2 separate regions of the Homo sapiens genome follow, and region 1 is linked to region 2. The links are chromatin loops, found by intact Hi-C in ENCODE. Cell type or tissue: heart left ventricle. All regions are shown on one strand. Links, peaks and the distances in the headings refer to the core of each region. The heading gives the core; the rest is flanking DNA.

The links. A loop is a pair of places that touch in the nucleus more often than their neighbours do. Peaks named below come from ENCODE experiments on the same cell type or tissue, not always from the same donor. Only the 100,000 strongest peaks of a DNase experiment are listed, where the experiment ranks them.
Region 1: a loop joins it to region 2, with 2.2 times the contacts of the local background. A loop is called at or near these places in 2 of 110 quality-filtered maps.

What each region holds. Positions count from the first base shown.
Region 1 is chr10:129,039,416-129,055,868 of GRCh38, reverse strand. No RefSeq gene overlaps it. Among named protein-coding and RNA genes, the nearest start is that of LINC02667, 130 kb to the right of the region's middle. In heart left ventricle, for the core only: no CTCF peak of the experiment used is centred there; a DNase peak (open chromatin) is centred at 7,135; H3K4me3 peaks cover 1,358 bases; H3K27ac peaks cover 355 bases; H3K27me3 peaks cover 440 bases.
Region 2 is chr10:129,698,718-129,715,170 of GRCh38, reverse strand. MGMT (O-6-methylguanine-DNA methyltransferase) reads right to left here. Exons shown (of 5, transcript NM_002412.5): 3 at 7,128-7,276. It overlaps LOC105378560 (a long non-coding RNA gene), which reads right to left and starts at 7,121. Exons shown (of 2, transcript XR_946467.3): 1 at 1-7,121. RefSeq lists an enhancer at 3,205-3,920. In heart left ventricle, for the core only: a CTCF peak has its summit at 8,275; no DNase peak of the experiment used is centred there.

The sequences.
Region 1 (16,453 bases), core at 4,029-12,028, 660 kb after region 2:
TATTAGTGGATTGCCAGTTTGAGACGCTTCCCTGGATGTTCAGGAAGGCTGAGTGCCCCGTGTTTCTCTTCATATATGCATACATATACATACACCAAATATACTAAAGTATTCTGCTCATTTGTCTGTTTTAGGAAATAATGTCTCATTTTTTATTAAAATGTGAGTGTCTCAAAGGCAGGTGCTGTCTTCCTCCACACTTCCATACCCGAGGCCTATGGCTCCATGGCTGCCATTTGTCCATTCTTTCCCTCATCCAGTGGTTTTTGCAGGAGCACCTACTCTGTGCTGGAGAACCTAGTCATACGGGGGTGTACAGAGAACCTAGCAGTACTTGGGATATGCAGTGGTGAGCAAAACACAGTCCATGACCTCACAGGGATTGCAGAGCAGGGCGGGAGAGTGGGTCAGCAGGGATCAAACCGCCTCAGGGCTGCCTGGGTGTTTCATTGCAAACCGTGATACCGGGGGCGTGGTCTGCACAAGTGCACAGCGTGGGGACTTGGCCTGTTCCAGGAGACTCAGGATTTTCCTCCAGGCAGCGAGATTTCAGGGATGCTCCTGAGGGAGCAGGATATTCTGCTGCTATGTGGGTCTGGGGGGAAGGATTGGGAAAACGTCCCAGGCAGAGTCTAATTCTGCCAAGGCGGAGTGGTCCTTGTGTCACTGTGTGAAGGTGGCCTGTTTCCCTGGAACGTTTCACAGAGCTTTGTCACCAGTGAGTGCAGGGGAAGGGGATGCTGAGGTCACTTGAGCTCGTGGCTGCCTCATTGGCCTTTCTTTCTGTAACTGATGGAACTAGTTGCTTTTCATCTCCTTCCTGGCAGAGGCCTGGGGTTCTGTTCCTGCTGGGTGGCACAGGGGAGGGGCATGGGGGCTACTTTTAAAAATGGTTTAATTGTTGTGGCTTCCACATTGAGCACTGCGTCCCTTTTCCTCATAAGGCAGAGACACTATCTACGGAACCAGGATTTGACTGGCAGCGCCTCCCTTTTCTGTAGAAAGAGGCCTGACCATGGTCCTGTGCTGGGGCCTTGCTGATGGGAAGTGGATGGGCAATCGTGGAGTTAGACACCCTCGGGAGGGGACGGTGGGTGGGGTCCTCTCCCTGGAGCCCTTTGTCTGCTGTATCTTCCCTCCTTCCCTCCTAGCCTGTCTCTCCTGGCTCCCTTTCCCCCGAATGTGGTACCCTAGTGCACCTCTCAGGATACAATTCCAAGCAAGCCACTCTCAGGATGAAACCATCTATGGCTCCCCAGGGCCTATAGCATAAAGCCTGCACTCAGCCTCACACAGAAAACCTTTCACATGTGGCTCCACACCCCTTTTTCCGACTCCTCTCCAGCAGCTCCTTAGCCCCATCATTCTGGGTTTCCACCCAGGGTGGCCCTAAGACATACGTCCACATCCCAGCCCTGGAACCTGGGAAAGTCACCGCATTTGGAAGAAGGGTCTTTGTAAATATGATTAAGTTAAGGATCTTTAGATGAGATCATCTTGGATTATCTGGCTGGGCCCTAAATCCAAGGGTCAATGTCCTAAAAGAGACACACACAGAGAACCGAAGGTGGTGGAAAGATGTAGGCAGAGACTGGAGGGATGCAGATGTGAGCGCAGGAGTACCTGCAGCCCTGGAAGCTGGAAGAGACAAAGAAATACTCCCCAGGAGGCTTTGGAGGGAGTGGGGCCCTGCTGACACTTGGTTTTAGACTTCTGGCCTCTAAAACTGGGAGACAACATTTCGGTTGTTTTAAGCCACCAGGCTTGTCCTCTTTCCTGACGGCAGCCACGAAGCACTAACACCCCCACCAGCCTCCACATTTCTGTACCTTCCCACGCCTCCCCTCCTCTGTGTCAGTGCATGAGCTGTTCCCCTGGCTGAGGACATGCACGCAGCTTTCTACAGCCACCGAAGTCCTTTTCACTCCTCAATATGGCAGGATTACAATGTCACTCCACGCCGCACCAGGGTACTGGTTGGGTGACTTTTTGTTTTCCCTCAGAGAGAAAGGCCTATCTCTGAGGCATCTCTTCTCTCCCTATATATGATGAAATGTCCAGGAAGTGGTAGGAATACTGCAAGTATTTGCTGAATAATAAACAATTAAACTAGCCACCATGGGTTCCACTATAGCAGAACAGGGAAAAAGGAAGGGGGACACGATTGATAGTGGATCATATTCGTGCACTGCTGTCCTTCCAAGAAGCTCTGAATTCCAGCCTACCATTTAATTCAACACACAGTGCATAGCTTTAACCACACTCCAGCTGCTAACCTGGTCACCAAGGACTCAGAGATGGAAATAAGAGTTTTTTTCTCTCTCAAGAAACTTGGAGCCCAGACCAGAGACTGATAAGCAAATGTAACTATCATTAGCACCAATCACTGAGTTTATTCGTGTGTCAGGCACTGTGTGACGTGCTTTACATAATTTAATTAGGGTTGCTGGGTTTAGAAAATGAAAACACAGGATGCATAGTTGTATTTGAATGTTAGATACATAAAAAATTTTGGGCCGGGTGCGGTGGCTCATGCCTGTAATCCCAACACTTTGGGAGGCTGAGGCAGGCGGATCACGAGGTCAGGAGATCGAGACCATCCTGGCTAACACGGTGAAACCCCGTCTCTACTAAAAAAATACAAAAAATTAGCTGGGCATGGTGGCGGGTGCCTGTGGTCCCAGCTACTCGGGAGGCTGAGGCAGGAGAATGGCCTGAACCTGGGAAGCGGAGCTTGCAGTGAGCCTAGATTGCGTCACTGCACTCCAGCCTGGGCAACAGAGTGAGAATTCATCTCAAAAAAAAAAAAAAAAAAATTTGGTGTAAGTATGCCCCATGCAGTATTTGGGATATACTTACACTGAAAGTCTATCCACTGTGTATCTGAAAGCATATTTTGAACTGGGCACCCGGTATTTTTCTGGCGGCCCTGATTTAGCCATCACAGCAGTTCTACAAAGTAGGTTGTAATAGGATCTCCAGGTTACAGATAAGAAAACAAAGCATGAAGAGGTCTGTGTCATTTCACTTTGGCATCAAATGAATAAGCATTTTGTCCAGGAGGTGGTTATAATGGACTTACATAAGCATGATCCTGATGTCCAAAGAGCAGCTGGGAGTTTCTCAGGATGCACGGGACAGAATGTGCTGGTTAGAAGCTCTGGGAGCCTCTGCTTTTTGGTAGAAGTGGGGAGGATTTTCTGCAGGGGAGCTGGGAGTGAAGATGGTGAACTTGGTGGGTAGAGTTATACAGTTTGAGGGATGGACCTACCAGTTGTAGATAGAGTGTGGAATCTGTGAGCTGAAAGGAGCCTGAGGAAGTATCAAATCCAGAGTTTTCCTAAATGTGCTCTGTGGACCGATCTTTAGAGAAGTCCATTGAAAGAGTGGGTCTCATGATCTCATGGTGTTGTGGGCTAATCTTGGTGACCCCTGATCACATCAGCATATGAACGCTCAACTAGCCTTGTAGAAAGGAGCACTTCGGCTGTGTTAGTGCAGTGCATTGAGAATGCTCTTCAGCACCAAAGCTTTTGATATTCTTTACATCATCTTATGGGAGGCCAGCAGCTTGTAGAACACATTTGGACAATTCTGTACCCAAACAAGAGCAAGTGAGAAGTGGCCACCTCAGATGGACAAAGGCCCTCACTTTCAGGCCCATGTATCTGGTATTATTGCACAAATCACACATTGTCTCACCCACATGTCCGTTCACCTTGCTAAATTAATCATCATGTGCTTAGAGCCTAGGTCAGTGCCTGAGGGAAGTATGTTTTCTTATTTTTATTTCCAACTATTATTTTAAGTTCAGGAGTACATGTGCAGGATGTGCAGGTTGGTTACATAGGTAAACATATGCCATGGTGACTAGCTGCACAGATCATCCCAGCACCCAGGTATTCAGCCCAGCATCCATTAGCTATTCTTCCTGATGCTCTCCCTCCTCCCCCTGCCCTCCTACAGGCCCCAGTGTGTGTTGTTTCCCACTATGTGTCCATGTGTTCTCATCATTTAGCTCCCACTTATAAGTGAGAATGTGTGGTATTTGGTTTTCTGTTGCTGTGTTAGTTTGTTAAGGATAATGGCATCCAGCTCCATCCATGTCCCTGCGAAGGACATAATCTTGTTCATTTTTATGGCTGCACAGTATTCCACAATGTATATGTACCATATTTTCTTATCCAATTTATCACTGATGGACATTGGGGTTGATTCCATGTCTTTGGAAAGTGTGTTTTCAATGAGTGTTTGAATGAAAGGATGTATGGTCCACCTGTTTATGACTCATTCTTGGAGCCACCAGGAACCTCTGAGTGCTGGGGCAGCCCATTTCTTTCTCCACCACCATCCAGTTAGAAAGAACTCATGAAACACCATTCTGACCATGCCTGCTGGCTGGGCAGTCCACCTTACTCATGAGCTTCCTCCACTCCCTTCGCCAGTCCCAGTTCAACTCTTGGAGCTGCCACCTCTCCCCACGTGACAGTGACAGCTCTCTGGGTGTTGGGGCCAGCTACCTCTCCTCACAGGGCTGGGTACTGGGGGCAGCTACCCTCCTCACAGGGACCTCTGCACTGAGGCTGTCATGCTCATACAAGGAAGGAACTGCAAGGACCCAGGCCAGATCCATCTCCTGATGGCTGGGCAGTTGGAACTCAGGTGTGACCCATCAGTGCAGCTGACTTCAAACTTGAAAGGCTTTGGAGAGGATGGGCTGGGGAGACAGGATCAGATCAGGTAGGGAGCAGGTGAGGGGATGGACAGCGAACAACCTTGAAAACAGGGTTAATTCCTGAGGCTGAGAATCATGGCTGCTGCATAGTCTCCGAAATAAGTAGGCAGCAGCCTGGACTCCAGGTCCTGATGAGGACGTGGGCCTGGGAGTTACTGTAGGGGCTCTGCTCGCCAACTGGCTCGGACAGAGGGAGCCACCATTCTCTGGGAGAACCTGGACATTTTACAGACAGGGTGATGGAGACTTTACCCAGCTGGGAAGCCAGGCAGCACCAGCTTCCTGCTCCCCATCACCCAACAGGCCAAGACCTATTCATCTCCTCACATGTAGATGGCTGGGCCTAAGGCCACAGCAATGCCCCCATCACTTGAAGCGCCCTGTTTAAGGTCTAGTGCTTCTCCCTGAACAATTTCTATAAGAGCAATGGCCTGACCCCTTCCTGTGGCCGGTCCCTACCTGGTGGAACTGCTCCAGGAGGTCCGGTCTGTGTCAGCCTCCTCCCCGGTAACAGCAGCCAGTGGAGGGACCTGTGACCCACCAGGGCAGGCACTGAGATGGCCCCAGTCAGGGGAGGTCCTGGCCCTGCTCTGCCTGCATCCTAGCCCTGTCTTCATGGCCAATTGGCGTTGGTGGGACCCCATGGAAGCCAGTGGCCAGCCAGGCTCTACCCCACAGGAGCCCTGGTGAGGGCTGACTCCCTGGGCTCAGGTCACACCTGATGCTTTTTTGCAAAGAAGAACCAAGGTTTTCAGTGTTCAGGCTAGAGCTGCACCAATAATCCATGTATTTTATGCACATGGAAATTTAGCATCATGGATTGAAAGAGGACTCCAATCTGAGGGTTGGAATGACCCACAGAAACCTTTTGCAAATGTGGCCCAGAGAGGTCGAGTGACCTGCACAGATCATGACAGCCCCAGCTGGAATGGCTCACAGCTCACGGCTCACGGCTCAGTTTAGTCCATGTCTGACAGAGCAAAGGGGCTGGAGCATGGGCCAGGAGGGACACCTCTGGGTTCAAATCCCAGCCCTGGATTCGCCAGGTGTTCAGATTCGGCAACTCACAGAAGCATTCTAGTGTGGAGTGTGCTCGTCTGTAAAGTGGGACGATGCTGGGATGATTCTGGTGCTGCTTTCTTGGGGTTGTTTTGAGGGTCACATGAGATAATTAAGATCAGAGGCTTTGAGCAGGGTGCAGTGCATGGCAAGTGCTCAGTCCTTTGCTCTTTTTGACACTCTCTGGCATCAGGTCTATGTCCTAAGAGAAATGGTTGTCGGATAATGGGCATTGTTATTTTTGGTCTACCTTGTAATCTTTTTTTAACCTGACACCCTTCGTCTTTGGCAGCACAGAACCGTGTTGGATAATGTCTCCACTGCCCCGCCCCATGCTCATTCATAACTCACAGCTGGACCCCCATCTGCCCCTACAGCACGGTGGGAAGAGCAAGGACTGGGGCCAGATGGTGGGTTTCATTGCAGCCCTTCACCAGCTGTGTGACCGCAGGCAAGTCACACACTCTCTGTGCCTCGATCCTCATTTAAAAATGAAGATTAGAATAATAACTTCCTTACAGATTGTTATGAAGGTGGATAAAGTCATGCAAATAATGGCCTCAGAATGTCCTTGGTACATGTTAAGCACTCTGACAGTGTTTTATAAAATCAGACATCATCAGTGTTTGCCAGGAACTGGATGGGAGGGAGAGAGAGCAAAGGGGAATTTTAGGGCCAGAAAACTCTCCTGCATGTGTTACTGTGGTGGTGGATTCATGACATTATGATTTGTCAAAATCCACAGAATATACAGCACAGGCAGCAAACCCTAATGTAAACTGTGGACTTGGTTAATAATAATGAATCAGCATTGGCTCATCAATTGTAACAAATATACCAGCCAATGCAAGGTCCTCATCTTCAGGGAACCTCTGGGGGTACATGGACGGGCAGGCTGAGAGGGCATATGGTAACCCTCTGTCCCCTCTGCTTCATTGTTCTGTTACCCTAAAACTGCTCCCCAAACAAAGCCTTTTAGTTAAAAATAATGAGTTACCCACATATCACCTTGTTCCATGATTTGACCTGGGTGTTCCCCATGTGTTCCCTTAAGGTTCATGTGGTGGTGACTCTTCATTTCGTTGTGGCTCACTCTTCATCCCCTTCTTCCTTTGGTTCCAGAGCCATGCACACCACGGCTGTCTGCTCTTTTGAGTCCCTGCCCCTGCTGGCCTTCAATTGATACTAGATGGGCAGAGCTTCTAGGCTGCACTAGAAAAATTAGAGAGGCACCCAGACTCTCTTCTACCCCCTCCCTGTTCTGTGTCCCCAAGCAGCAGCCAGCCCGCCCCGGCGGCACCTCTCTTGTGATGGGAGGACATCCTGAGTGCCTGCTCCCATGCCCTGCGGCTGCCAGCTCCGGCCTCTGGTGCCGAGGGGTCTGCCTCCTCCTCCAGATCGGCTCCATGAGTCATCAGGCATTTTGCACCGTAGGCCGTATCAGGAAAGCCTACCTCGCCGAGCAGCAGAATGTGGAGTGGGGCGAACAGGGCTCACTAAGGTGTTGACTTGTGCAATGACTTCCATTTAGGCAGGTATTAATATCATGCTGCACTTGTTTTTTCTTACTTATGTGATTTCTCGCCAGCAAAATTGCACAGTCTGTCAGCTGTCAATGATAACTTTCTCTAGGCTATTTTGTTTTACATGTTTCCAAGCTTTGCACGGCATGTACGTATTACAGTTTCTGAAAACTCAGGAAAGAGCACCTGTGCTCCAAATTGGGAAAAATAAGGGACAGGAGGAATTCCTGCACCTCCAGTGTTAGAGTGAGTTTTGGGTCATTGTGTTTGTTTTATCCTTAAACTTCATCTACAGTGTGTGTGTGTGTGTGTGTGTGTGTGTGTGTGTGTGTGTGTCCCTGGTCTGCATTCTTTGCAAAAGTTAGAACTTTCTCCATCAGCCACCTCAAAGGACGCTTCCCAGAAGACGTTAGAGCTGATCTAATGGCCCAAGCTTGATGCTGACCCAAGAAACCAAAATTCCCTTGTGTGAGAAAGGAGATGATGGTGCTCACCAGCCCACCTGGCTCATCCCCTTCAAGACTCTCAGGGTTTTTCTTGATGGGATTTAACAAACTGCATGTGTTCTGGTTAAATGAATACCAAATAGAGAATTGCATGATTTTGCCATAAATAAAGGAAAAAAAAAACCCTTTAGAATCTGCTCCCTCTGAGGCCTTAAAGGGCTGCTCACCCCTACAAGCTCAAGTTAAATACTCAGACATATTGTGAACGTTGGATCCAAAATGCAAGAATTCTGCAGCATTGATAACGCCAACATGACAAGTTGTCACTTTGCCGTATGCTCCTTCACAAGACTCAACCTTAATAGCTGGGTTATTCTGGTGACTCTGGAATAATCAGGGCAACTGAACAGGCATGAATGGCAGTCACTGTAATTACTCCAGAAAGAGGACCAAAGCAAACAGAAATTCTCTCTAATTTTATATATTCCCAATAGGTGCACATGCTACGTTATTATCACTATAGAAACTACTTATTAGTTAGCCAAAAATCAGCACTACATCACGTGCTTATGGTCAGCACCCATGCAACTCACAGGGAAGCCCCTCCGGCTCCAACCAAGTTAAATCAGGGAGAGCTGCATGTGGACTCCAGGGGCTGGGGCCAACAGATCCCCCTACTAGGCGTGCTCTACTTCATCTATTTTTCATTGATTTTAATGGACTGAAACTCTGCATCCAACTGCCACTTTCTGGACATTAGCAGACGTAAAGATCCGGCAATGACCAGGCAGGGCTGGGAGGGAAAGTTATATGCAGCCATTGTGGGAGGCATGGGCATCTGAGATTTTTATTATTTTATTTTATTTTTTTACTGTTAATCATCATTGTTAAAGAATCCCCAGGAAATGACTCAGATTACCATTTTTAAAAATATGGCATTTTCCAGTGGACTAACGGTCTAGCACTAGCTTCCCAAGTAATGCAAAAACCAGAGAATCCAGGTAAGGAAGCTTTCTGGGCTCAGTGTTTCTTTCCTTTGTCTTCCTATTTCTCGATAGTATCATTGATGCTTTGGCATTTAGCAGCACCAAGGTGCTGAATGTGTGCACTTCACAATGCGAATATTTCTGTGACAAGAAGCATCCCAGGACATTAGACACCAAAAGTATATCAGTATCCAGGAGGAGGGCTGCTGACTCGCTGCCGGGGTTCATTTCTGTCTGCTTTCTTTGATCATCAGCGCAGTTTTGACCATCGCTGTTTTCTCAGTTTTCCCATCTTAGAGCCAAGGAAGAAAAAGTTGAAGTCACAACTTTTAATCCCAAGGAACAAGAACCAGGAGACGAGGGCTTTCCGAGGAGGGAATTAGCAAAGTATCATTTTCCTTTGGGTCTAGAATCGAGAAAAGTAAACAGGACTTGCTGCTGAAACCTGAAATCCCATCAAAGAGAATTCCCGGCGGCCGAGAGCGTTCATGAAAAACGCGGAAACTCGGACAATGAGTAGGGCGCAGAGTCAGAAATTTATAGACTTTGGCCTCTGCCGCTACATATCCTGGAAGGGGGAAAAAAAAAAAAAAGTGTTAAGAAAACAAATGCTGCTTGTGGATGTGTGGATTCCGACACTGGCCGCCTGACAAATCGGCCCTTGGCCTGACCCTCACAATATGTTTCCACAGGTAATTCCATAACTCTCTGGCCAACTTTTAAAGGCTTCCTGTTTGACAGCCAAGAGAAAGGAAGTACCCCGGCCCCGGGGAGCCGGGCGCTGCGCACCCCGGACCATCAGCATGCTTGAACCCGTATAATTTATACTCGGTTTCATCACCTCATCGCACACACATGATGAAATTCATTTCTGCTGATAACTGGGATTTTAGCCGTGCGGTTGTTGAAGTCAGTGTGATGAGATGTTCTGTTTCTGTTGTTGCTGGAATGTGCCGGGGTGGACTGTGAAACTGATGAATGACCGCCGTGGCAGATTCATAATCCAGGGTTTGGTGCAGCTGTGCAGGGAACTAATAGCTAGCAGGGACCGCGGAGGTCCCCGAGCTAATACCTGTCTCCTCCATCGCAAATTGATGGCATTAAACAAAAAAGTTGACTCTTTTCACATCCTGCCGATCTAATTGTGGTGCCCCTGCAGCCATCCCGGTATCTCGTGGCACGGAGGGCACTAAATGTCGCCTGTGGGATGGGGAGAGGAGCATCTGTCATCCGGCCCGCTGCTGTCTGGCGGTGGGGGCGGCGTGGCTAGGCACCCCTGCCCGCCGGCTGGTTGCTGCAGGACGGCCGTGCCCCATGCTGGTTCTCCTCCAGCCTGCCTCTCTGGCTTGCCTTCCTCTCTTTGCTAAGCATATGGTTTCACTTTTCTCCTTCTTCACGGGGAACCGGGACAGTTGAGGCATAAACTGCTTTTACTTGTTCCTCCCTGAAAGGTTGGATGCAAGGAGGAAGGTTCAAAAATAACATCGGTGTGATAAGTCATTAGTCATTTTTCACTGTACATATGTTAACTTGACCTACCGTATGTTAATTCATGCAACATTGGCCTCACATATGGCTACAATAGGAATCCCAACTGGTACTTCCTCCGGCACGGTGCCTCATTACAGCAACTTCCCCAGCTCCATCATTAACACTTAGGTGAAGTTCCACTTCCAAATTACTTCGTTGGCCTGGGGTCGAATGAGGGCCGAACGGGAGTGGAAAATAGAGGTTAAAGATACCCATCAGGCCTTTTCTCTCCGGCTTCTGCAGGGAGACAAGTCTGGTCCAGGGAAGCCGGAGCAGGGGGCATGGGAACCACAGTGGCTCTGGCATCATAGGGTCTGCTTGCTGGTAAGGGTTGATTTTGCATTGAGCAGAGCTAGTCGGGGGCCCTCTCAGTCTGTGTAGCCCTGTCTCAACCGCACACATGAGGAGGGACCCCAAGTCACAGTGGAGGTGGCATCCAGAGGCACGCTGGACCCCCCAAGTCACAGCAGAGACGGCCGTGTGGGGCTGCTGCCTGCCTGTGTGGGTGCCTTTTTGTGGCAATGCAGCTAGCGCCCAGGGGTAAGGGGTGGGGTGGGTAGGGAGGGCCACCCGGGGCCTGAATCCAATTCTGCTGTCGGTGAAAGGAATTGGTGAAGGCTGAGATGCTGATCCCCAAGGTCATATGGCTCCTTTCCGAAAGGCTGGGCAGTAATTCCAGCACCTGGACCCTGGTTCTGAGCAGGGCAGGGGGTCCACATATCCGACTGCCCACTGGCCTCCTGGCTCTGAACTTGGGTGCAGCTCTAAACTGGTTCCAAGGTGGGCTTTGATAGAGGCAGCCAGCATTTCATTTGAAAGTTCAGCAGGGCTCCGGCGGGCCTCAGCGCTTGCCCCCGTTCACTCAAGTGCTGGAGAGGATTGATCTCCTTTTCAATAAATGCAGGCAGGAGCCTAGCCCCGGTCCCCACCTGCTTCTGGGAGAAGGAGAGAATGCGAAGGGGTTGACTGTCCATGCCCCCCTCCCCCGCCCCCTGAAAACAGTTTAATTCCACCGTGATTGAGAAGACTCGCTTCTCAGTAGCCATACCAGGCTAAGCTTTTCATGGGATTTGGTCCTTAAAACAAAAAGCACTGAGGAGAAGATATTTGAGACTTATGGTGAAGTTACAGGAGCAAAGAAGAAACCACGCGTGAAAGGGAAAATTGATGTTCATCAACCTTCTATAAGCACCGACCTTCATGACTTCAAGCCCAACCCATTAGCCTGTAAATTCTAATTGTTATTAATTTATAGCAATTAAAAATTGTGGCTTTCTGTCAGTTTTTAATTTGACAAGCATGCACACAGTTGACGCCCAGCTCCGTGTAACATTTTAAACAGCAATGTATGAGACGGTGTCCCTTCCTTTTAGCAATTCCAACACAGGCAGAGATAAAGCTCATATTTGAACAGTAGCTTATATCAAATACGTTCATTAGGTTACATGCTTCACTTGATTAATTATATTTAAAGAAATTGCGGGCACTTTGGATCTTCTTCTTATAACATTACTGTATGCCACAGATCCCTAATTTCAAGAAGAAAAGAGGCTGAGGGCATTTTTTCAAACTCTCCCGGACAGCCGGCTCCTCTCCCTAAGGAGTTGAATGTATTCAAATGTATCTCCATCAATGAGCACAGTAATTATGAATTCAGCACTAATTAGTATATACACTACTTTCCTTGCATATTTGATTTCCACAGTGAGATGGTAATAAGGGAAATGCCCATTTTTGTCCTATCTCATAAAAATTCCACAACGTTAGAGGGGGAAGGGCAGATGGTGAAAGGAGACTGGGGATGCATTAAATATGAAAAAACTTTACAGATAATTGGTCTGGTTACTGAGGGTATAAAACAACACTCTTACCTTGCAGTTAACATTCTGCTAGCTAAATATGCCGCTTTAAGGACACACTGTTCTTATTAAAAGTAAAATCTTTAGTGTTTTTTACCATATGATCAGCTTTTTTTTTTTTTTTTTTTTAAAGGAAACGTCGTTTCCTGAAAAATAAGAAGCTAACAGGAGTTTTAGGAGTGAGTGGTATACAGAAACAGTACAACAGACTCTGTCTGGACGGGGCTGTGGGTTTGTAAGTCAAGAAAATAACAACCATGGCCTTTGCAAGCCGTTATTTAGAAGAGGGCTAGGAGATAAATAAATTTGTTAGAGCTTTATGTGCCAATCATTGATTTGAATATAAACCAAATGATGTGTTACAGATGTAACAAGGTTTGGCTGCCAAGAGCTCACAGTTAATGCACTCAACTTTTTCACAGGGAAGACTTTGGAATTAAGCGTGCTTTATGTGCACTTGTTATTGTTTTTGCTGACCTCAAGCATGTTAAAATTAGAGCCACTGCGAACAGTTCACCAGAGTTGTAAAGCCCCCGAAAGCTTGCAAGCTGTTTGCTATTTACCCAGTAAGCTGCCTGTTTATCATGAGCCTGAATGCAGGACCCATTAGGCTTATAATAAAAGAACCTTTAAAAAAAAAATCCCCAAGTCACAGCACCGAGCCAGCAGGAGATTCAGACATTTCCAGGCATGAGATACGCTGGAGCTGCTGAGAACATAAACTGTGGGAGTAGAACAAGACCACACCTCTGTGTGTGCGGTGTGCGCGCGTGTGTGTGCATGTGTGTTCGTGTGCGTGCGCGTGTGTGCGCGTGTGTGAGAGAGAGAGAGTGGAAGAGAAGGAGGGGAGGAGGGAAGGGGTGGGCGAGAGAGGAAGGGGGCTTTTTGGCTCTTTCCGCTTGTGGGTTGTGAGTGAAACAAAAGAGCTAATTTTATTCTTGGACTGAAGAATCTCTAGCGAGGCAGCCGTATACTTTTCGCTCAGGTCACCGGCCCTTCTAGGTCTGCTGGGTGTGGACTGGGGTGGAAATGAGTTCCTTAATATAAACATTTTTTATAGTAGGTCAATCTTGAGAAAGACTCCGCGAGAACAGCACCGATACCTTTACCTCCCATTTTCCCCAGCAGCTGAATGGGGGGCCTCCTGGTGTCTTTGACTCAGTGGTAAGGCGGCTGCCTGAGGAAGGAGACCCGGCCGTGGTTTGGTTCTGAGCGCCATTGTTGAGTGGCTCTCCCATCCCCATGATCGGAAAAGGCCCAGCCATGCCCAGGAGAGAGAAACAGCCTGCTTTCGAAAACTGTGGAAGGTGTTTTGAAGGAAGAAAGGTCCTAAGGTGCTCCAGTGCTTGACTTCCTTCTCCCAAATGGGCTTTCAGAGTCCAAGATCCAGAAGCCAGGAAGGAGAGAGGGAAGGGTGGATGGAGGGAGGGTACCGTGGATGGAGTAGGGAAGGGTGGATGGAGGGAGGGAAGGATGGAGGAAAGGAAGGAGGGTGTGCCATGCGGGCCTGGGGATGCGGTACCCAGGCCTGAAGGCAGGCCCACTGAGCTACCTATGCACTGATTGGTCCTTCGATTCAGTGCCCTGCATGCTACCTGCCTCCTGATTGGCCTTGACTCAGAGGCCCCAATACCCACTGCCTGATTGGTTTGAGGCAGGTCCGGAGCTCGTTGTTTACCTGTCTTGAGGGAGCTGCAGGAGCATCAGTTCCACTCCGAGAGCCACGGTGGGCTCCTGTTTCAGGAAAGGGCCAGTGGTCAATCACTGCCTTTTGTCCTTTCTTTCCCTATCGCTGTTTCTATGGTTGGATTATTGCCACTATGTTTATTAGCATTTCAATTATAATATCCTAAGTTCTTATGGGGTTTATAAGTATGCATTTGATGGACAGAAATAAATAATTTTTTAAGTTTCCATCCGGCTCTGTGGTAGTAAAATCAAGGATTAATCAAAGGCACAAAGAGGTTGAGTGACTTGTGTGAGATTAGGCACTTACTGGTGAGATTATATGGAGGTTTTTTAAAAACCATATAGGTATGCCTCCCATATATAAATGTCCCATATTTAGGAGTATCTCTAAGACACTGTGATCTTTTTCTAAGCCAACTCCAAATTAGGAAGTGTTTTAAAAAATGTTGATGACCACACACCCTAGAGGAAAAATGACCAGATACAGAAAATCCCTACTGCTTCAAAAGTTTGGTAGCCTTTTTATGGTGTAATGACACTGGCCAAATGTGATGCTCTAGCCTTACATGGCTACATACATCACTGTATCTTTTGTTTTTAAATAAAAACACATTTTAACATGTCCTATTCCCCTTCACCATGGTTTGGTTATTTATATAACACACTTACTGTTTCAGTAGTCCACTGCAAATCTGAGGTTACATGGTTAGATGGAGGGGGGACATATATAGGAGAAAATACGGAAATAACGGCATGGTAAAAATGCAATCCTTCTGTGTGTTTGTGACATGCAGATGTCATGTTACATTCCAGCAGCAAGAAAACCTCACAGGTGCTATTATGAGAGAAGAGACGGTGGCTTTTTCATAGAACTGAGAAGCTCAATCCTATTATTTTATTTACAACTTTTTCTGAACAAGTTGGTACATTTTTAGTTCTTGAATGTAATAGGTGCTCAATGGATGCACATTACATGGAGTAGAGTGAACTTGCGTGTTTGTACCTGAGATGAAACTGGTTTCTTGGATATAAAGTCTTCTCATCTTCTACAGACTCCAGGTCAGGGGAAGGAGAAAAATCCAACCAAGAATATTATTCAGTAGCTCCAGACTTGGCTTCCTGGATGTGCTTTTACTCTGGAGTGACACAGTTGATTATCATTTCCTTTCTCTTTTCCCTGTCTTTTCTTCCTCTCTTTTTTCTTTCCCTTCTTTTCTTTTCTCCACATTATATGTGCCAGACACTGTGTCAGGTGCTGAAGATAAAAGGTGAAATAAAACTCAGGCTTTGTCTTACCAGTGGAGTGGGGGACCCTAAGGGCATACATGTAGACACACATGTAGGCTATAGTATGATACCTGCAATAACTAGAACATGCAAGAAGTTATGTTTAGATGAAAATGTTGTACAAGGAGAGAAGGATTAACTCTGGCTATGGTTGGATCATGGAAGGCTTCATAGAGGAGGAGAAGCTGGGTAGGGTTTTGAAGCATGAAGAGGAGTTTGACAGGTCAAAAAGATGGGAGCAACATTCGAAACAGTGGGCCTGGAGCAGTTTGTTTTGCTCAGGCCTCTATAAGCAGCATGGCAAGGCTAGCTAGTGTATCCATTGTTGGTGGGAGGAGGAAAGAGAGCACAGACAGGCAAGCCTTAAGAGTCAAGCAGAGATACACTGAGCAGGCCCTTCTATGTCAGGTTAAGGATCTTGGAAGTTTTCCTGGAGAGCAGCAATAGGGAGCCATGGCAGGGCTGTCAGCAGGAGAGTGCTGTGCTCAGATTTGCATTTTAGAGAGACTCCCCCTGGCAGCAGTTTGGAGGCTCTGCTGCAGTTGTCCTTGCTTTATGTCTCGTTGGGTCACCCTCCTGGGATCCTGAGTGGTGGAGCCCACACTGCATCCTGTCAGCAATGTGAGCGGGCAGCTGTGACAACATCTGCACCAAGCATGCGGATGGCATTTGGCGCCGAGGAAGAACGGAGAGCAGGGATTGAAATGCAACCAATAATGGGTTTTTTAAACATTTGTTTTATTCTCGCTCTAAATGCGTGCCCTCTCTTAACCCCTCAGATGAAATTCATTGTGTCCAAGTCCACTAACATTGGAGAATGTTTTTTTTTTTTTTTTTTTTTTTTTTTTTTTTGGCAAAGAATGTGTCAAGGAGAAGGAGAGGAAACTGTTCAAAGCTGCCCTTTCCTGGCTTGCTGGGCAGGTGGTTGTTCAGTGTCCTGATTGCTCAGAGGGGTATTTCTGGAGCTGTTGTCTATGGGAGGGAAAAGAGCTTGACTTTTAAACACGGAGCGCTGCAGGTGGGGAGATACTTCTTGCATTGTGTTTAGACCGTTTTCTTAATCTAAACATTATGCCAAGAACCCTTTCTAGGGAAGGGAAACTTAGGCACCAGCGTGATCTTACTTATAAATAGCCAAGATCTGCTCTGCAAGGAAAAAAATACCAACCCATGCACTCTTGCAGCCAGCAGGAGCTTTGAAGGATGCTGTCAACCCGTCTTACTTACACCCCTTCCCTAGTCATTGTAGAGAGAAACAATGCCATCTTCCCGAAAGGAAATAGGCAATAAAAAACTCCTGCAGGACTTCCTATTCAGACTTTTCCCATTCATACCCGAA
Region 2 (16,453 bases), core at 5,222-13,221:
TAATAATTTTACATATTACAAGTCCTGCTTATTGTAGTAGAGACCCTCGTTATGTCCACCAAGGTTTGGAAGTGGCTGACTCTCAAACAGTCCTCTTGGTTCCCTCTCAGGCTTGGTAAATTACTCTGTGTGAGGGCTGCTTCCTTTACCCCCGACTCACGGAACCTCAGGGAACTAAGGACCTGGCCACCTCTTACATTCAGGATAAAACTCTCACCTAACTATGCTTCTGCTACAGGCATTGTGGGATCGCTGATTAGTCAGAGGGCTCTGCACAGGGACATCATGAATTTCCTGGGATTCAGCAGGCTGTGGTTCTGTTCCAGCCACTGCCAGTGGACCAGGAGCCGAGCACCCCTTTCCTAGGAGAGGGGCTGGCATTTCCTCAACGGCAAAACATTCCTTCAATGCGCACAGTTTTTAAGTCTCAAACAAAAATAGCTATTAAATTAGGAATGTTAGGCTTAGTAGAGGGTAAAGCACACAGCAAAAGCATTCATAGGAGCTACATCCATTTTGATAAATTCCTTTAGAACAATAATTCTCAGAAACAGGGTATGTGTGTGCGTGTGCCCATGCTAAGGTTTTAGTGTATCTTGAGGAGGGGTAAGAAGTATAAAAATTTATAGGTAGAATATTATAAATGAAATGTCTAGAGGATTCTGATATAAATCCCCCAACCCCATTGAATGAACTGAGATATGAGTAACTTGAAAAAGGAAAGTGCTTGAATGAATCATTGTTGAAACTTTAAAAACTCTCTCCTAGCCCAAGATGTTGTTCATAGTATAAACAGCAAGAAAGTACTCATGACAATTGCTAGGTAGGAAACTGCATATTCAAATATGAAACAATGAACTAAGACACAATCTGAACCTCAGGTTCTTTGGCCCATGAAATTCACCAATATGCCAGAGTATAGCTGGTCAGCCAAGCTCAGGAGCTGAGAGTGGTGTGCTTCGCTGTTACTGGGCTGGCCTGGCCAGGCAGTCCACGGGGCCAGCCCGTGCAGGCAAAGCCCGGGCAAACCAGGAGAGCTCGGGGCGCCTAGGGGCTCTGCGGGCATGCCCTGCTGAAACCAGGCTTTTGGATGCTGGGGCTGCGAGCCCCCAACCTGGAGCAGCTCTCAACAGCATTCTGGATTATCTGACATTCTTGTTCTGCTGAGGGGCTGGAGGTGATGCAGGTATTCAAATGAGCCAGGACGGGTGACGGGAGCCCACTCACTGGGAAGGGAACAGCATCAATGGGGACTTCCCATGAAAGTCAGGCCGTGTGCCGGCAGATGAGACCCTGGGAACTAGTGGCATGCTCCTCCAGACAGCTCTGAAAGGGAAGGACATTGGCGGGGATCTGGTCTTCTGGACCCACAGGGGATGGGTTCTTGGGAGGCAGGGCTGGTGTAAGTAAACGTCCCCAGCTCAGAAGACCCCTCACCACCTCCATCCCCACCAGTGCTCACTCTACCCTTGTTTCACACACATCCTGCACTTTCACTGATCTCTGCCCTATTTTTGCTTTTAAACATTCCAGCTTTTCTCTTTGTGTCAAGTTTCTGAACCACAGAAATGCACTGGGCTTTCCTCTCCATGGTAGAAATGACAAGTGTTCCTGGTGGCGGCCCCGGTACTCATTCCAGACATCGGACAATCCTACTGGCCACCTGGAAACCCGCGGGCCTGCCATCCACTCTCAGCTGTGGATGGGTTCTTCTTCTTTTCACCTTTCCTGGTGAAGGTTCCAGAAGGCCACAGATCTTGATTTCCACATTTGCTCTCCAGAAAAGGAGCACAGCAGCCCTAAGGCTGAAAGAATTACATTTTTACCAGCTGTTTTTTCCACTTAAGTGCAGTGTTGTTAGCTTGTTCTAATCAATAAACGGGCATCGGAAGAAGGTTTACAAACCTTCCAGCTCCACCAGGTAATATCTCAGCAAGGTCAACAATATTTATGAGCCCTCGTTTAAAATCAAGGGGAACAGCGGTGGCCACCCACACGTGGTGGCAAATGCATCTCCTATTTTAGCTATTCTCTTCTCTTTCAATTGGTAATTTTTTTCTTAAGTTCAGGGAAAATATCGGTACAAAGTGCTGAAAGGACAAAGCCTGCGTGCTGCCGTGATCTATGTGGAAGCTACAAGAAAAACATCCCCTCTTGGCTGCAGTGTCTCTGTAGAAAAACTCAGGCTGGATCACGACTTATAAGGCACATTTTAAGAACACCCAAACGGGCCCTAGGACCCTCGGGTGAGGAGGGCTAATATGCCTCTTTCCAGGGGAGGCCATCTACTTGGGCACCCATCAGGGGTGGGCTCTTTCCTGGATGTGAGTAGGCAGCAGGATGGGGTTGTAGGGGGCTGGATGAGCCTTTGCTTGGCTCTTCAAGAAGGATTTCTAATCTTAAAGGGCTGGCTCCGGTGAGGACCCAAGTAATGACGCCACTCTCTTCTCCTCTCCTCCCTCGTCATCCTCTCCCGGGACATGCCCCTTCCAGGACCCAAGCAGTCCTCACTAGAAGCACCAGCAAAGAGGGCCCATCTTCCAGGACACGGTGGGAACCTTAACGAATTCACCCTGAAGGCCCTTTCCCTTAACTCTGGGGCAGGGCTTTTGTTAGAGGCGCTTTTGAAATGAGGAATTCGATGGAGACACAAAAATACAAAAATATGAATCCTTTCTGAGGCTCTATAATAGAAGTTACAAAAACTTACTTCTACCAGCAGGTGTTAAAAAAGGGAGATTTTACTGCTGTCATGCAACTGGATTTCATAGCTGTAAGCCAATAGCTGTGACGAAGGAATTATTAAAGTGTTAAATATTTCATTTAAAAGGGAACATTGCAGTCACTTTACAAAGAAAACTCAGAACTCGTCCGTTGAACACCTTCAACTGTGAGAAGGCTGGGGTCCCAGCTAGGCTCCCCACAGTCTCGCGTGGGCAGCCCCAAGGCCTGGTCCTGCCTTGGCAGGACCTCCCTCAGCAGCCTGGGGTCAGCCATACCTGCTGGCAGGGTTTCCATGGGTGGGAGGGCTCAGGGACCTGAGGACGTGCCCAGATGGGTTCTGTATCTGAAAGTCCATCCTCGCTTTCCGTAGGTCTGCTTTTCTTGAACTCATTGTAAAAAGCTGCTTTTGGCAAACTAAGGTAGAAAGGATTTCTTGTAGCTGCATTGGCTGCTGACCCCTACAGCTTCTCCAGAAGGCACATTATATAAAGAAGCTAAACATTTTCATAAATAAACACTAAGAAATCAGGGAGTGTTCAAAGTTTAAATGATATTTCATTATAAAAGAAAAAAGTAAAAATGTATTTCAAAAATAATGGCTTCATTAAATAAGTATTTCTTGAGGAAAAATGAATTAGAAATAAATACAAAGCTGACCCTTGCGAGAGGCTTATGGGAAAAAATTACCTCCTTAAAAAGCTACGTTGTACGACAAGATGCTAGCCCTCGGTCACACAGTAGCTAGAAAATGGATTTTGTTGACACTTTAAAAAAACCAGAATAGCAAACCAAAAAAGCCAAAAAACCCCAAACCAAGAAAACTTTGACTAATTTTATTTTAGGAAATGACCTGACTAAAACAACACTTGAACGAGAAATTAGAATATGCTTCACTGGACAGCTCAGCTTTCCTCTTAATCCCTTCAGCAGAACAATGAGGCTTCCTTCCAGAGCCTCAGCGCCCTCCCACTGGGAAATCCCACCTGTCCCAACCTCACAATGAGGCAGCCCCGGGGACCTCCGGACACCCGGTCGGGAAAGGCAGCTTCACTGTCCCTTGGCAGAAATACTTCAACAGCTACCTAGCTACTAACCTGTCTTTGGAAATTCCCCAAGATAAGAAGTTGAACCATCTGAAATTTCTGGTATTTGATAAGTTTTAACCTAAAAAATAGCAATTTCATATGGTTCAACGTAATGCATATTTTTGTGGTTAGCCTTAAAAAGCAAATCACAAACAGCATGTTCGTTCCAGAGAGGAATCCTGGAAGGTGAGGTGGTACCGCGAAGAGGCCGTGTGCAGGAGAGAGGGTCTTTCAGCAGCAGGACAGGCCTGAGGAAGGGATGAGGGCTTGGTACTGCGCAGTCAGAAGTTTTACCAGCCAGGCCTTCAGAAAGAAATGGTCAATGTGCTGGAACTCAAGGATGAGCTCAAATACAATCACATTTTTAAAAATGTTGACATAGACAAACCAGGTTGAAATAGATAAACCTGGTCTCAATCTCAGAAGTGAGACTATGGTGAAAAATGATATGCAAAAGTATGTTAAACATATACAGAAATTAAAATGTGCAGAAAAAGGAATTGGTCAAGGAAATGTTCATTCCATGTTACAATGGACCCGCTCCTCTCAGTCTGCAAAGCAGGTTGATTTCTGTTACTCCACAGCTTCCAGGCGGCTCTGAGATGTCAAAAGACTTTTCCTCTAGAAGACCTGCCCCCTCACTGTTGATTTCACTGATGTTACAAGATAACAACCTGGACAGAGAGCAAACCAAACTCATGCCAGACAGAGAGGGGCGTATCCACATCTGGGAGAACCAATTAACTCCCTGTTAGCAACCATCCACCATCCACCTCCCCTTCTTCAAACAGTAAAATCCATACACCTGGCCCCTGCCCAGGAGTAAACGATTGAGCTAAATGTTAAAAACCTGGCTTACACATGCTGTGGTGGGGAATCCCAGCCCCCACAGCAACCACTAACCATCCGCAGGCAGGCCTGGCCCAGGGGACTCCAGCCCCTACCCTCGAGAGAAGGCCCTGAGCTCAGCACCCTGGGTCTGCAGCCAGCCTCAGAGTTCTAGAACACCAAGAGAGAAGGATGTGAGCGGCTGTCGCACTACCATCCCAAAACTTGGCTGGAGTGGACCTCGTCCCAGCTAGAGGTATCCACCCGCACTGTAGGGCTTTCCAAGAGGGGCAGGGCCACGGGGGAGCCAGACAGCCTTTACCAGTATCCTGGCGGCTACTCTGAGGTCTTCCTGGTCACCAAGACCTATCATGACCTGCCAGCCCAGGAAGCAGCCTGGCCTGGCGTGGGCTGAAAGCCAGGGAGGCAGGGGTAGGTGTGGCCAATCCCAACTCTGCTTAAGCACTAGGGACTTGACTGAGAAGCCCCAGGGGCCCGCCTGTCCTCGGCTCTAGGAGCAGCAAACACTGCCATGGGCAGAAGTGAGGGGGAAAAGGCTCAGCGGGGGTTCAGTGCTTGCAGGGGTGGTTTGGAGAGTGTCTGATTATTTCCGGTGCCACCTTCCTTGCTGGCCACTCCTGCCCTGGAGCTCCTGTCAGCAGCTGCGGAGGCCTCCTCCTCCGGTTCTTCCTGGCCTGCCTGAGAGCACACCACTCTCTGGACCCTGGTGAGACCAGGCCAGCAGGGTCTAGCTCCATGGCCAGGGCCACCATATGACTTGGAGAAAACTAACGATTTTCATGGAACTTTTGCCCCTATGTTTTTCATGAAGTTGCCCAACAAACCTTAGGTAAACTTCAGGGGTTTGCAGGCTCATTCTCCCAGCCTCCATATGATTATGCAGATACCTCCTGCCCTGGTTTTGTAAGAGAACTTTTCTGTCCTGAGACCTTACATTTCAGCTCACATATTTCACAGGCTTAAGGAGAAGAAAAGCCTCTGGACAGCTCTTCAGCCTTGCTCCTCCTGGCAGGCGAACCCCCAAAAAGAGATCGTATAGAGAAGAGTTCACCACTCTAAGATCCCCAAGCCCCAACTTTAATAAACAAAACCAATCTCTGACTTCCTTGGGCCATTCAGCAACATCCTGCCCTGTGCCCGGCCCATCAGGTGCACAGTGAGCAAGGTCCCCCACACCGTCTAATTGGCTCACTGGCTTGTGGCGCTGGGGAGAGGTGGCCCCCAGCTGGCGGCAGCCCAGGAGGCTTTGGTAGTGCCTTTGTCCTGGCAGCAGCCCATTGGTGGGCAGAGATGATGAGAGGTTTCTTGGACGTTTGTGGTTCCATGTAAAGGCCCACCCACTCTAGCTTCCTATCTGCCCATCCTAGAGATCCCCACTGAACCCTTCTGGAGACAGTTCTGTATGATTCAGAGGACAGCAAGGTGCCTGGTTCATTATAGCTGCACAGCTTCAGTTCATTATGCACAAAACGTGCTCATGACTTCATATGTTCGCCTGTCTGACTTGGTTAGTGAACTCAGGTATTAGCCCAACCTTCAGGGGTTTCTTTACCTGCTTCCCTTGAAAAGTTCTCTCCATTTTCAAGTTTGTTTTGTGCTGAGAAGCACCGCAGCAATTAGAATACTGTTAAGCTTACCCAGCAAATCTGATCTGAAATTCAAAATTGCTTTAAATTCACCACATCTAAAATCTCAAGGTAATTTTTCCCTTTAAGGATATATAAGTGTACAACTCCATATATACATCATATATGAATATATGTTCATTTATACACAAAAATGATTATGAAAAACTCACTATGCAAAATAAATTTCTGGCATGTGTCTGGAATGATTTTAGTTGCTGTAATTAATTTCTGTATTGAGCAGAGCCAAACACAAGCTTTAAAAGAAATGTCTGGGAAATGTTTTAGATTATCACAAGCCTTAAGCAGGCTACATACAGGTAAGTTCTCAAGTCATCTCTTAAGAAAGAATATGTCTAACTCTGGTACGTTTGAGAAATTAAATGTAAAATTATTTGAGAAGCTCCAATGCTGCTACCTGCTATGATGTAAGTGTCACCAACAGAGTGTATGGAAATAGCTAAATGTCCACGCACAAGTCTCGTTTTCTGTGCTGTTGGCAAGCAGATAGTTGAAGTTCACAATAAGCTTATTGAAAAATTTACTGCCATTCAGATGTGTTCCTATTTAAACCTTTCAGCCAGCGAGAGTCAAGAGTCGATCTGCATGCTTCATTTTTATTGCCTTTGCCAAGAATTATGCAACCCTGTGCCAAAACTAACACAAGTGTTGGAGTGGGTGGAGGCGGCGAACCCCCGTCCCTCCAGCTCGGCCAAACGCTGCCTCTGTTTAGCTGATGTAAAAATACCAAGTTGGTATACTCAATAAAATGAACTGTGATGTCAGCGATCGTTAATAAGTCAAGCTCCCCAAAGGAAACACCGCAGATGGCTTAGTTACCGACCTTGCTGGAAAACGGGATGGTGAAGAGCCGGCACGGGGAACTCTTCGATAGCCTCGGGCTGGTGGAAATAGGCATTCAGCCAGGCTGTGCACTGCATCAGGGGCTCCGGACCTCCGAGAACCGCAGCGGGGGCTGGGACCTCCACGGCACTGCAAAAGTGAGAACAGGGGCTTAGTAAACCTCTGGGCCCTGCCTCCACACATCGGAAAAGCAAACACCTACTGCATCTAAACGGGCAAACACCTGTGGCTGCTTCATGGGCACACACGTCTCAACTAGCTGTGCAGCAGAAAGGGGGACTGGTGAGGCAAGGACGCACCGAGGCCCCGCAACCACTCTCCACCTTCAGGCCTCCCAGGACGTGTGTTCTGAGAGTCTGCATCACAGCGCAAGGCAACCCAAGTGACAGTGTCCCTTTGTAAGACTTACAGATGGCACGGCTGCACCTAAATCATCAAGCACTCACTATTGAAAACAGTTCCCAGAAATATCGACACAGTCATTAGACTGCACCACACGGCCCACCCCACCCCGAGTCCAACAACGCAAGGCCACATCCACGCGTTCTGCCTCCTCCATGGCCGTGTGCTGTGTTCAGGGGATTCCTCAGGGTTTACCTGCAGTCCCCTGATTCCCACGCTCCAGAGGGCCTACTCTGTGTTTCCTTCATCGGTGAGTCTGTCCTCTCGGGGGCAGCCCTGTGCCTCGTGTGCCTGTGTCTACTTGGTTCTTTCTCAAACCTTCCTGGTGTTTGTTTGTTTGTTTTGAGACGGAGTTTTGCTCTTGTTGCCGTGGCTGGAGTACAATGGCTCGATCTTGGCTCACTGCAACCTCCATATCCCGGGTTCAAGTGATTCTTCTGCCTCATCTTCCCTAGTAGCTGGGATTACAGGCGACTGCCACCACGGCCAGCTAACTTTTTGTATCTTTAGTAGAGATGGGGTTTCTCCATGTTGGCTTCATCACGTTGGCCAGGCTGGTCTCGAACTCCTGACCTCAGGTGATCCGCCCGCGTGGGCCCCCCAAACTGCTGGGATTAAAGGTGTGAGCTACTGCGCGGCCCTCTTGGTTCTTTCTGGACACTCTCCTCCCTTTGATTTCCTGCAGTTTGAACCTGTACCTCTGGGAGTCGCTTCAGACTGTTTTGTGGCTGCTTCTGTTTGGGGTGTTCATTCATCTGTGGCTTCGACCTGGTGGGCCCTCATGGAAAGGATTCCCCATCTCCAGCAGGGGTGGATTTTCTGGGGCTGTGTTCCACGGACTGAGGACATGGCCCTGAAGGGGAGGTCTCCCGCTGCCACCTGGGGCTGTGGAGTGCATGACACATCCCGTTGTGATTTCAAGTGCTGTGGACCCCCGTGGGAAGCCCTGGCCCTGGGTCCGATTTCTTCAGGTGACTCCCTTCCTTCCTTCCCTGCCTCTCGAGGCCCCAGACAAACGGCATGCTTCCCCGGGACTTCCCAGGCTTGGAGCACGGAAGTTTTCTAGTTTCCTTCTGCAGACAGTGCTGCTCCTCAGGCTTCTGTGAAAAGGTGGGAAACGTCACTGCACTGTGGATGCTGTGGACGCACAGCTCCCGCGGGCCCTTCACCCTTCCTTCCTGGGCTGCCTTGGGGGGCGTGCGCTGAGATCTACAGAATGTTTCTCCTCGACACACCCATGCTGCTCTGGGAGGGTCCCAGTGAAGGCTTCACTTGCCTGGACATGTGGCCCAGCACAGGCGGCCGATGCAGCCGGGAGCACCGTCCCAACTCTGTCCACACAAGGTATGCACGGCCAGTCCATGGAGAGGAGGCAACAGAGCCATCCCGGACGTAGGACAGACAGTGTGAACGTAGACGCAGAGTGGAGGCCTCGGGGACTGAGACTCACAGAAAGGTGGGCAAGGACTGTGCGTGTCAGGGCGGGAAGGGCACTTTGTCCTATGAGTGCGGCCCACAGTGTGACTGGTGGGGGCTGGGGGCCCCTGGCAAGAGGCAGAAGGCACCGCAGCTGCCCTGACGCAGGGCTGCAGCAGTAAGAACATGGCAATGGTGCAGGGAAGAGCTGGAGGACCATGAAGCTGGGGTCAGGGATGACTCTCAGCTCCAACCCCAGCTCTGTGCGGATTCAGCCTGTCTGCCCGGCCCTGTGTGGATGGGGCTGTTGCCCTGGCCCCGTGCTGATTCTGCTGGTCTCCCTGGCCTTGTATGAATGAGGGCCTGTCTCCTGGGCCCCGTGCAGAAGGGGACCTGTCTCCCCAGCCCTGTGTGGATGGGGCCTGTTGCTACCGCTGGTGTCCAGGAGGACCACAGCCCCGGAGCTGCAAACAACTGGCATTTCACTTTGTATCACAGAATTGGAGGCTGTTTTAGAAAAGAAGATGTAGTCACAACTTCTTAAAACACCTTCACACAAAGAGCTCAGATGATCTCTGGAGCGATTAGTTCTCGCTTTTCCTGTGAGGTAAAAACCAAGCTTGTACAAATCTGAATAAAGTCAAAAGTACATAATGAGGCAAGAGATAAAAGGAAGCCGAACACCTTCCTTATAGTTAAAAAGGTTTCCTCTCTTATGCAGTTAAAGCGGAAATAAAGATAACTATAGCTTACACGTCTAGTTAAACAAACACAGCCTTTCGTGTTTTGGGTTTGTGTTAAAGATGATACAAATTACTTTGGCTTAAAGTGTACTGTGGGCGGAAATACCCTGGCACATCCATTCAGAAAAGAAACCAGGGCCTCAGCAGCACGAACCTCTTTTGCATTCCATCTGGGATACTCACATTTTAACAAGAGACAATTAAAAACGGCAAAGCTGGGATCTAAAGTTCTGGAGCTTCTGCCTGAGTAAATGCCTATGGTGGCGTTTCCATTTCCCCAGAAGACAGCAGACATGCCCAGGGGCACACACGGCCATGGGCCTGCGTCTGCGACATCTACAGTGCGTGGTGACACCATGACCAAGCCCACGGGGCGGCAGGGAGAAGCTAAGGAGAGGCACAGAACTGCACCCGTGTTGTTATTTTCGTGTGGAGCGGTGCTTGCCTTCCATTGTTGGGGGAGATGTGGGGGAAAGAGACCCAGTGAAGGGTGTGTCCAGGGTTACTTCGCTTTGAGGTCCTGCAGGTGCAGAAATGTGCATGTCATCCGACAGCAGGGGCGGCGACGGAAGACCTCGGGCCAGTCTCACACGCTGTCCTGTGCTGGAGGCTGGGTCTCTGGGCTGGAGCATTTTGTGGGTGTAAAAGTCTCTGCCGAGATCCTCGGGTCTTTCTAAAAATGGACCTTTTTGGGTGAGATGCACATAGGGGCCCCCATACACTGTTTTTCACGGTGGAGCAGGAGGGTGGTCAGAGGTTTCCAAGCACACAAATCCTGACGGTTTTAAGGAAGGAGCCAGAGAATGAAGGGAAAAAGAAGGAAGCTCACTAGGATGACCGACAGCCACGGATAACTGTGACCAGCAGTCGGACCTGTGAACCAAGCCCAGCAGAGCCGGCTAAATTACGCTGACCCCGTGGACACTGCGGCCAGACAGAACATGCCCCGGTCTTCTCCAAACTGCCGCCTTACCCAGATCCCTGCCCAAGGGAACTCACGCAGACAGTGCCCTCATTCAGCCCAGTACCCTTAATACACAGGCTGAGGTCTCCACAGCCCAAGCCACTGCCTGGAAACCCTTGTCGGTCCCGTCACAAAGAGGCCCTGGGGGAAGCCGGGCTCACTCTGCAGGCAGAGAATGGGCCTGCCGAGCAGGCAACGAAGTGGCCTCTCTCAGAGTTTCCTTAGGGCATGGGAGTGCTGTCTTTTCACTGCCCAATTTCCTTCCCCGTTAGTGAGGTCTGGCCACGGAAAGGAGAACTTCTGCTTGGCTTAAATATTATTCAATTTCAGAGACACACCTTCAGTCATTCAATTCTTGCTCTGCTCTTTGCTAACCGAATAAACAGTGTACTGATGCTATCTAAGAAGAACGATGGAGAAATATGTAATGTACTTTGCTGTCCTGATCCCTGGGGAAGGCGGCCGAACAGAGGGGTGGAAGCCCTGTGCAGTGAGGGTTAGCCCCGGCTCCCTCCTGAGTGATGCAGAGCTGGCTGCTGTCAACCACCACTGCCCAGACAGGAAGAGCAAGCGTGATGGGGCCCATGTGCCCCGACCTTCAACTGAGGAAACAAAACCCCTGATCAAGCCACCTGGGCCTGGCACCTCCTGCAGCAAGAGCTCAGCTGACATCTCCTTCAGGGTTCGAGGGATGGGACAGGAAGGGGCTGAGGCGCTGGGTGAGGGTCTTGTCTCCTGCACTACCTCTGCTGGTGTCATGAGCTGGCGTCCGTGGTGGCACCTGGGGCTGCAGGATTTGGGCTCCGAAGCAAAGGTGCCCCCCCGGCGAGGATGGAGTGGAGCACAGGGGCTGCCGTTTCAGTGGTGGGTGAGTTGTACGGTCCCCGGGTAAGACTGGGATGTGGGATTGGTTGGCGAGGCATGCACCTCAAGGTCAGGGTTAGTCTTCAGGACTAGCGGGGTCTGGCTGGCCATCACACCCCGCAGATGGGGTTTCTCAGGGAAGCGAGGGTACACTGTGGGAGAGGGGGCATTCTACCACGAGAGCTGGGAGGTTCTGTGCCCCCAGCAACTGCTCAGACTCCAGAGTTAGGATTCCTTCATCACCCCTGAGCAAAACGGGGTGCACACCAAGCCTCTGCCCACGCGGGCGTCCTTCTCTCATGCTGCTGAGGGAATTGAAATGTGAGCTGGCTTTCCTAGCAGTTCCCACTCTTAAAGGGATATTTGAAGAATTTTTATAGTAGTAAAATTCATCTTAAATTGATTTTTTATGCTTGTGCTGAAGATCTCAACCTCTGATTTACTCTGTAGTTCTCCTTTTTAACTCTTTCTCTATTGGCATTAGATAACTATTCATGGGTGAAATGTAATTAAACAGCTTTGATTCTGAAGCAATGATTTATGATACTACATTTAAAATGAATGGCATTAAACACACACATAAAACCAGATTTTTAAAGCCATGACACAAATTTCCATTTCTACAGTAAAATGAAATTTATTCTCCTGCCCTGCCCTCTCCTCCTTCCCTGCCGCGCTCGGCCCTGGAAGAAGAGCTGGGGTGATGGCCTCTCTCACGGCGGCGCTTATCACGGGGGAGTTCCTCAAGCTTCCCCACTGGCAAACCCTGAAACACTAACAATTACGGGCTCCGTAGCCCACGCTCATGGAAATGCCACGTCCCAGTCTTCCCCAGGGGCCCTGCAACTCACCCACCACTGAAATGCCGGCCCTGTGGTCCGCCCCATCCTTGCCGGGGGAGCACCTTTGCTCGGAAGCCCAAATCCTGCAGCTCCGGGGGCTGCCACGGATGCCAGCTCATGATGCCAGCAGGAGCCAGTGCAGGAGACAAGACCCTCACCTGGTACCTCAGCCCCTTCCTGTCCCATCCCTCAAACCCTGCAGGAGACAAGACTTTTGCCTGGCACCTCAGCCCCTTCCTATCCCATCCCTTGAACCCAGCAGGAGACAAGACCCTCTCCCAGCATTGGTGGGGAAACACTCAGAGCCCATCAGAGTCGCACCTCCCCTAGGCCTCTCCTAGGACATCACGTGTCACCCACAGAATAATCCCGAGGCAAATATCATGACACTGGTGGCTTTCACTTTCTTTGACTTGGCACGAGAGGATGGTGGCTGGTGGGTGAAGCAGCCCAGCTTTGCTGGGCGTGTGTACATGTGACAACAGGGCGTCGGGCACCTTAACACAGCAAAGCTAGAGCCATGTGGACCTGGCTCAAGGATTTCTTTAAGAAAAACACAACTGTTGGCAATGCCAGGGGTTCCTTAAAATCAAACCGGACAACACTGACCTGCCCTGGGTAGAAGCTCCCGGGGCTGCGGCAGACTGGAAGGCCCCGGTGATATTCTCCCGGAGTTGCCGTCTGTGGGAAGCTGCCCTAACCCATTCGCCTTCCCCGGCTTGGAAAAACAATGTCCCAGTGATGAACTGCCTTGCAGATTTATTTTGATTTAAATCGCCTTCCCTTCAACCCAAACCAGGGCACAGAAAGGTGGTTAGAATGTTCCAGCACAAACTCATATGAGCACAGCAGCTATTCCAGGGAAAAGCGTCCTCCCTACCTGCAAGAAGCTTCCTTTCAAGACACTGATATTATCAAGAACGTGAAGGAAGAGTGGCAGCGGCCCACCTGAGGCACAGCAGAGCTGGGGGTGATGAGAGAAATTTAAGGGAAATGGCCCCTGTTGGACACGGGCTTCCTTTGACTGTGTGGGAATCCCACCTGGCCACAGACAAAGGGTAGAGGAAGCAAGTGCCCCAGGAGTCTTGATCTCAGCCCAGCTCAGCATGAGGAAAGCAGCAAGCAGGAAGAGTGAGTGTTCCTGGTACCACGGCTACCAGGCTCTTCCCAGTTTAGAGTGCTCAACATTCTAAAACTTGACCAGCCAGCTGGGAGATTTGGGTATTCAGATTTTTGGGTGCCTTAAGATTCCACTGGCAGTAGAGAATCACTAAATGTCCATTTCTGAATGAATTCTACTCCCCAGAGACATTAACACACGATGTACTTGGCTTGAATCCTGTTTGATTTAAGAAAATCGGCCAAGAGTCCTTCATAAGTTACTCACATCTGAGGCACCATCGGGCTGACCGTGGGACACTCCAGATGGGGAGTGCTGTGTACCCTCTGCCTCTCCTGTGACCCGAACACCTCCTCTCTCTCTCCATGGACGACGTTTTCATCTTATGGTCTGGGAATGCTACCTGACCACCCTGGAGGGTCACCCAAGGAAAGAGTTCGTTCCAAAGACAGGTGCTCCTCTGAGTTCCTCTGGAATCTGGCAAGGTGCCGAGCTTGGACGCAAGGCTTCCATGAGGCTGTGAAGGAGGTTGCACGGAAACTGGTGGGGATCTGAAAAGCTTTTAGTGGCCTCGCCACACACAGCACTTCAGATGCTCAGGTGATGAGCAACATTTTCCAAACCCAGCTAGTGAGCACCCCACCTCCTCTGGCTTCCAGAACCTGGTGTGGAGGGCCAGGAGAGGCTTCGGGACTGAAGGGCAGAGCAGCAGACTCCGGGGCTCATGTAGGAAGGAACATGCCTTCAGCCAAAGATTATCCACGCTGCATGGAGACTCTTGCTAAATATCACTGGTAAATGCACAATTATGTCCCATTTAGAGATCTCTAGCAGAGTGTCTTGTGTTTGATGGATTTGTCCTGCATTTAATTATAACTTCCTGCTAAAGCTCAGATGTTTTCTTTCAGGGGTAAGACTGAAGAAAAGAAATAAACTATGCTACCTGCTCTTAATAAAGATCATTTTATTTTAAACAGGAGGCTGAATAAAACCTTTTGACTCTGTATTTCAGACAAATGCAGTGGCTTAATTTCATTCAATCATTTACTGAGGATCTGAAATGCATGCGGTTAGTGGTGAGAATACTGACTCAGGGCTGTCCCTTCCTCTGGAGTTGACAGCCGACTGCGCAGGAAGGGAAGGTGAGGGTCAAACACACAGGTCAACATCAGAAACAGCACTTCCGCCTTCCATTGGCCCCGATGTTTCATGGAGGCCCCGAGGAGGCTGCGAAGGAACATGGCAGTGACTGCTCCGTGGCTCTGCGTGGTGGCCAGCAACTGTTTGGGCACTATGACCATGTACGTTTGACAAAGCGCATGCAATTATTTGAATATTCTATAGTTCTTTTAGGAAACTGAGTAGAAACGGAAAATTAAAAGTGCTGATGTTAGTAATAGGAAACATGGATCTCAACAGTGCAACTGTGGCAAAGATAAAAAACAAACGGCATGCCAACGGGCTCATGACAGACACAACCGCGGCCTTGCTGGTCTTGAGCTGCCGTTGCTGATGACGATGATGACGATGGCACTGACCACACACCGTGGGCTGTTCTCAGTGATTCATGCGCCACCCTACTGATTTCCAACGCAACCTCAAGAACAAGATGTGTTCAACTATGAAAGGAAGAAGTGAATAAACACGCACAAAACATCAAAAATATGCTTAAGTTTACGTAACAAACAATGACAGGTATGAGTAATGTATTTTTTTTTTAAAACTTTCTGGTACAAGAGGGCCTCCCACTTATCACAGGTGAGTCTACTGATTGACTGTTATGTGTTTAGTTGTAGGGCCTATTTTAAAGATGCATTCTGTACAAAAGGACATCATATAAGACAGGGAAGTAAGTGATGAGCACAGCCCATTCCTAGCGCAGAAGTAAACAGGAGGTCTTCCTGGAGAAGGACGGGTTCCATGAGTGCTTGCAGGAGGGCTGTGAGGAGCTCTGGCTGTCAAGTCAGCAGATCTTTACTGCACTTTTACTGTGTGGTTCATAATAAAGGTGGACATAAATCTCACTCCTTGCTTTTATGCCTTCAACCCCATCCCAAAATGAATCCTATGTTTATGATCCTATTATAGGCCACCAACGGGTTCATGTACTAATGTCAATAATGTGAAGAGGAGAAAGAGGCCATTTAAAATTAAGTTAGGTTCCAAGTTACTTTCTGGGTGGTCGTAGGTATCTTGCTAAAACTGGATACCGATTTTTAACCGGCACGCTATGCCCTCAATATCTGGGGCTCAAATTAATGTCAGATCCTAAACAAAACTGCAAAGGTATTTACCATAGTATTTTAAAACACCCACCAAAAATACAGAGAACACTTTATGTAAATTTTCAACTCTTCCCCATAAGGACTATATATATTTTTCTTTTTAAAAATAATTGATTCTTAAAAATACAGGAAATAATGAAAATATTTTTAAAAGACAACCCAAATAGTATACTTGGCAGATCAGAAAGCCTTAAAAAGCCTATTTACCTCCCCCCTCCAAATGTTCAAATCATTAAAAGGAAAATTGTATTTTATCAACATTTTAACATATCATTAAAAGTCTCTACTATTTGACAGATGAAGATAAAAACACCCCAAAACTATAGATGAATGATCAGGTCCCTAAAGATTCCAAAACAATTACAGGATGCAGAGCAATCTAGTTAAATTTTATTCAAAAGCTTACTGCACTTGTGTTTTCTTTTATTTTTCTATCAAGAAGCCCATGAGGCTTAAGCACAATTCATTATGTATGAGACCCCACTTGCGGTGCCTGACTGTTGATTAATAGCAAAGTTTGCTGTATGTACATTTGCAACATTAGATGCATACAATATGCTAACTTATTCTTTCACTGAAACTAATTATTTACAAAAATGACTACGTGAGACTACAATTTATTAAATGCATGCATCCAGTCTCAATTTGGCCCCTAAAGACAGCCTGGAAT